Linked DNA regions of Homo sapiens: region 1 is linked to region 2. A link is a contact called in ENCODE Hi-C or POLR2A ChIA-PET data. All regions are on one chromosome and are shown on one strand. Each heading gives the region's core, a stretch centred on a gene start or an enhancer-like site at or near the end of the contact. The rest is flanking DNA. Distances are from core to core; before and after follow the strand shown. Region 1 has its middle 160 kb from the start of LAT. Region 2 has its middle 130 kb from the start of LAT.

Evidence for each region. A loop is a pair of places that touch in the nucleus more often than their neighbours do. ChIA-PET counts read pairs that join two places held with the same protein, here RNA polymerase II (POLR2A). Pooled maps may share reads with other maps.
Region 1: a map of CD8-positive, alpha-beta T cell shows a loop between it and region 2 (6-fold over the local background). The contact joins two enhancer-like sites. A Hi-C loop is called at or near these places in 6 of 168 maps with a recorded cell type or tissue (CD14-positive monocyte, CD8-positive, alpha-beta T cell, K562 and 2 more) and 9 of 50 pooled maps. POLR2A ChIA-PET finds 5 or more read pairs at or near these places in 1 of 52 experiments (A673).

Annotation. Positions count from the first base shown.
Region 1 is chr16:29,147,859-29,150,558 of GRCh38, forward strand. No RefSeq gene overlaps it. Among named protein-coding and RNA genes, the nearest start is that of LAT, 160 kb to the left of the region's middle. Within about 2 kb of position 1,278, at least 10 of the 41 ENCODE cell types and tissues checked have a DNase peak (open chromatin) inside an H3K27ac peak, as active enhancers do; they include CD14-positive monocyte, CD8-positive, alpha-beta T cell and natural killer cell, where a contact is called at or near this core.
Region 2 is chr16:29,114,218-29,116,917 of GRCh38, forward strand. It overlaps the pseudogene RRN3P2. Among named protein-coding and RNA genes, the nearest start is that of LAT, 130 kb to the left of the region's middle. RefSeq lists an enhancer at 910-1,458. Within about 2 kb of position 1,319, at least 21 of the 41 ENCODE cell types and tissues checked have a DNase peak (open chromatin) inside an H3K27ac peak, as active enhancers do; they include CD14-positive monocyte, CD8-positive, alpha-beta T cell and natural killer cell, where a contact is called at or near this core.

The DNA of each region.
Region 1 (2,700 bases), core at 28-2,527, 34 kb after region 2:
CACCTTTGGCCCCTGGGCACATGATGGACTCTTACCAAATGTTAGTTGAGTAAATGTGAGTGGGTGGCACGGGAGGAGTCAGGCTAGGTGGCCGTCTGTGTGGGCGATTCGAGAAAACTCTTCCTGCAAACAGCCACCCAGAACCTAGCACCAGAATGCCTGGGCCTCACCATTGGTGACTCCTTTTTCCCTCACTCCTCACGTATAGAATGCAAATACTATGAGGAAGACAAAGGCATGAAATCATTAACACTTCAGAGTTGGAAGCAGCTTCAGAGTCACACACACGTCCAACTGCCCCTCCCCAAATCACCCAGGCCGAGGCTGCCCCACCCCAGTACCCATCAGAACCCCCTGGAGGGTGAGTTCAGACCCCCGGGGGGCTGCCTCCTGGGCTTCTGATTCAGGAGGCTGGGGCAGGCCCTGAGGCTCCACATTGCTGACAAGTTGCAGGTGGTCCGCTGCCAGTCCGCTTGGAGAACTCTGCTCCCGCTCACACTGGACTGAACTGGCTGCTGCCTAGCCTACCACGGTCTCCGTCCGTCTTCTCTGGCAGGGGCTGGCTCTCCCAGGTGTCGCTGAGTGCCTGGTTGTTCCAATTCAGTTTGCTTACAGTGTCTGTGAGTAATAAATACCCAAGGCTCCCCTCCTGCTCCTCCACACCCACGTGGCATGAGCAGCTTCCCCAGCCCTGGTGCAGCCTCCTGACTTCAGGCCTGTCTCTGCCTCGGTGTGAACTGTATTGGAGAGATGTCCTCCCAGCGTGGGCTGCTGTCCTGCAGGTGAGAATCATAACGTGGTCATTCAGAACCACTCGTCTTAAAGTGCCTTCTCTAGACAAAAAATGCCTTTTCCATCGAAGGTGGGGAGGGGAGAAAAATGGCCTCCAACGCAGGGAGTGCTGTGCGGGTTGGGCAGGTGCTTGTGGGCTCTAACAAATGGATTTCCACGAGGGGCCCAGGGCAGCAGGTGCAGCTTGGCCGGGTGTAGCCTCGCTGGAGACATGCGTCTGCAGCCGGGCTCTGTGGGGCCTCGGGACAGGCACTGGGAAACCTTAGAAACTGCAGAGCCGGGCCAGCGATGGCACAGTGTCCGTGGCAGGGAAGCTCAGGAAGCTTGTGGTCCAGCCCCCTTCACAGATGAAGACGCTGCGGCCCAGACGGGCACTCATGGCACTTGCAGTCAGTGTCGAAGGCCCCTTGCTTTTCTTCAGCCCCCAGGCACCTGGGCCGGGTGTGGCTTCCTAAACCCCACTGTCAGGGCCCCTCCCGCACCGCCCCATGTCAAACCATTTCCTGCAGCAATGGGGCTGTGACGCCACTGCCAAAGAGGCCAGCGTGAGGAAGGGCTTTTGAACTAAAACCACTCCCCGCAGTGGCCAGTCTGCAATGGGCTGTTTTTCTAAAGTCTTTTTTTGTGGGTATGTCGTAGATGTATATATTCATGGGGTACATGAGATGTTTTGACACAAGCATGCAAGGTGTAACAATCACATCAGAGAGAATGGGGTCTCCATCCCCTCAAGCATTTATCCTTTCTGTTACAAACAAGCCAGTGATTTTATTTTAGTTATTTTAAGATGTACAATCAAATTATTGTTGACTATGCTCACCCCGTTGTACTATCAAATAATAGGTCTTATTCATTTCTTCTATTTTTTTGTACCCATTAACCATCCCCCCACTTCCCTTCCCAGCCTCTGGTAACCCTCCTTCCACTCTCTATGTCCATGAGTTCAATCGTTTTGATTTTTAGCTCCCACGAATAAGTGAAGACGTGTTTTTGTTTGTTTTGTTCGTTTGTTTGTTTGTTGAGACGGAGTCTCGCTCTGTCACCAGGCTGGAGTGCAGTGGTGCCATCTCAGCTCACTGCAACCTCCGACTCCCAGGTTCAAGCGATCCTCCTGCTTCAGCCTCCTGTGTAGCTGAGACTACAGGCGCCCACCACCACACCCAGCTAATTTCTGTATTTTTAGTAGAGATGGGGTTTCACCATGTTGGCCAGGCTAGTCTTGATCTACTGACCTTGTGATCCGCCTGCCTTGGCCTCCCAAAGTGCTGGGATTACAGGCTTGAGCCACCGCGCCTGGCTGAAAACCTGTTGTTTTTCTTTCCATCCCTTGATTATTTCACTTAACATAATGACCTCCAGTTCCATCCGCGTTGTTCCAATGACAGGATCTCGTTCTTTTTTGTGGCTGAATAGTACTACGTTGTGTACGTGCCACATTTTCTTTATCTGTTTGTCTATTGATAGGCACTTAGGTTGCTTCCAAATCTTGCTACTGTGAAGAGTGCCGCAGTAAACACAGGCGTGCCAGCCAGGCGCGTTGGCTGATGCCTGAATCCCAGCACTTTGGGAGGCTGAGGTGGGCGGATCCCTTGAGGTCAGGAGTTCCAGTAAACACAGGACTGCAGACATCTCTTTGATAGATGGATTCCTTTCTTTTGGGTCTATACCAAGCAGTGGGATTGCTGGATCCTATGGTAGCTCAATTTTTAGCTTTTTGAGGAACCGCCAAACTGTTCTCCATAGCGGCTGTATTAATTTACATTCCCACCAACGGGGTACGAGGGTTCCCTTTTCCCACATCCTCGCGAGCATTTGTGATTGTCTGTCTTTTGGATAAAGGCCATTTTAACCGGGGTGAGGTGATGTCTCATGGTAGCTTTGAGTTGCATTTCTCTGACGATCAGTGAT
Region 2 (2,700 bases), core at 69-2,568:
AATAAAACGCAGTTGTGATTTTATCACAGAAGACACATCTATTACACATAGCACAGAAATATATAAAGTGGGCATGGAAGTGGCCCTGCCTTTGTCCTTGTCCCACTGTTGAGAAGAGGGTGGGCCCCCGGTTGAATGTGACTTGCGTAGAGTCGTGTGCGTGGCTCTAGGTTGTTTTATTGGTATATAAGAGTGATTTTTCCCAAAACCCCAGGCAGAATCATTGGTAATTCAGAATTAAAATAATATGGGTGTACTGTTTAAAGAATTTGAGAGCCAAACATTTGATGTTCTCTGGTTGTTGAAAATAGCGGGGTTATCAGTGGCCATTCAGGGATTCAGCCACCTATTGTTGCTTTTCAAGACGATGCATGTTTGTCATGCCATGGACCGTGCCTCCTTTGTAGATAAGCTGATTGAGTGTCATCACGTGGGCTTGGGTCCACCTGATGCCGTGGTTCCTTCCCTCTCTCACACGCGCCTTAAACAGAGAGTAGTCAGTCAGGGAGGGTGAGTTTCAGTTGGTTTCTTTAGCTCCTGTCTATATCAGTGCCCAGTGGTGAATCTTGCCAGGAGAGGTGGTGACCTGAGAAAAGGTGAGTTGTTGGGCAATATGTGGATTTTCCCTCCTGCAGTGCTGTCCCTGCCACTATGTACACCAGGTTTCCATGCCAGCTACATGTTGTAGGATATCACTGCAGTTTTGATATTCTGCAGATTCCCTTGAGATCAGAAAGGAGAGTGGGTGTAAGCAGTGTTGTAGGTCAGCTGCAGTTAGTGGGAAAGCGGTTCCAGCTTCAATGTGGGCCAGGCTCCCGCTCCCCCGTCAGTGTGGGACGGCCTCCCGCTCCCCTGTGCTGCGAGCTCCACGGCCAGCTCTCAGTGGCTGCCACAGTGCCGCCCCTGCTGTCCCGAGCCTACCTCCCCCTTCCTTCTGATGTGTGCACTTTGGACCCCACACTCTTTAGGTCATGGGCAGGAAAGGAGAGAGAAAAGACAAAACACAAATTCTGTGCTATTTTCAGCTGTTGATTCTTAAGGCAGGTGCCAGCCTTCCTGAGTACTAAGCAGGGCTGGTGGGCACTCCCCCAACCTGTCCCTCCCTAGACCCGAAGGAGTGTCCTTCTGTCTGCTGGTGAGACCTGGTGGAGGGTGTCTCTTTTGCACAGTGCAATTCCTGTGTGATTAACACGTTTCCACGTGTGCTCATGGTGGCTCCTGGATGGGACGGCAGCTAGGGAAATGAAGTTCTTCCCTTTCTGGTTTGTGTGTTTTCTGTTTCTTGGGTTTGGAGTCCGGCACGTGACTGCTCACTGTGGTTACTTGGAGTTAGAAATCCGGAGGAGACTCAGCCGGAAAGGTCAGACGTGGAGCCCGGCTTTGCCAACCACTAGGTGGCAAGCTTGCCGCTCAAGAGCCCCACGGGAGCCTCAGGACCAAATCCCAAGTCAGGGCCACAGGGGGTCCCGTCACCTTTTCCGATTAGGCAGCGGGGTGTGAGGTGAATGTGCGTGGCCTGTGGCTTTTATGCTGTTTCGATGTTAGGTGTAATCTGTTTTTATTGTTGAGAAGATTTGACTAGTTTTATATGTAAATTTACTGATTAATAATAACATATTAAAGTACATTTTTAAAATTAAATGGGCTTAACCAAGAATTGCAACTGCACATAGAAGTGAAACCATGACTAAATCATCACATTTGAAACAGGACGTGTGACTCGTGTGTAAAATGTGAACTTGTTACTCACATGTTTCTGGCTCATAGCTCAGAAGCTAGTTCCAGTGTGGGGATTGTTCTGTCTGAATAGATAGAGTTGAGATCAGGAAATAGCTGTTTGGTGTTTCTTGGGGTTGTCTTCTTACAGTTCAGGAGACCCTTCCTAAAGCCGGTCTTTTCTCACTTCCAGTCATTCCTGTATTCCATCAACCAGACAATCTGCTTGCGGTTGGATAGCATTGAAGCCAAATTGCAAGCCCTGGAGGCTACTTGTAAATCCTTAGAAGAAAAGCTGGATCTGGTCACGAACAAGCAGCACAGCCCCATCCAGGTTCCCATGGTTGCCGGCTCCCCTCTCAGGACAACCCAGATGTGCAACAAAGTGCGATGGTAAGAACAGACCAGGGTGCCGGGGCCTTCAGGTCACTTGGGGAGAAGCGCGTCACCTCCTCGCCCAGGCCCGCAGCTTAGTGGCTCAGTTTGCTGGAGATGCGCAGTGTCTGCCTCAGCAGTCTCAGCAGTTTCTAACTAAAGCTGACTTTAGTTAGACCGAAACCGAACACATGGCATCCTGCCAGGATGACCTGAAGTCATCCTCACCTTTCCTTTCCACATAAAGCCGGCCCATACACCTTTTCTTTGGAACTAACCCACCAGATCTTAGAAGATGTACACGTGCTTCTTTCCTTTTTCCTACTCTACCTGGCTAGTCTTTAGATATGTTTTTCTTCGTATGTGGTGTTTATACATTTCACATGAATATATCAAACTTTTCATTCAAATCTGCAGTTTTTATTTTGCTTATTTTTAAAAAGTAGAGTCTAATGAGTCTAATCTTAGAAGGCTGTGTGGTAGTTTGTGAACTGTTTGAGTGGAACCTTTATGATGTCTTAAGAAGTCTCGGACCTGCTTGGTGTCCACTCATCCAAGGCTTCCTGTCAGATATTCCAGCTGACAGCTCGCGCTGAAGCTCAGGCTCTG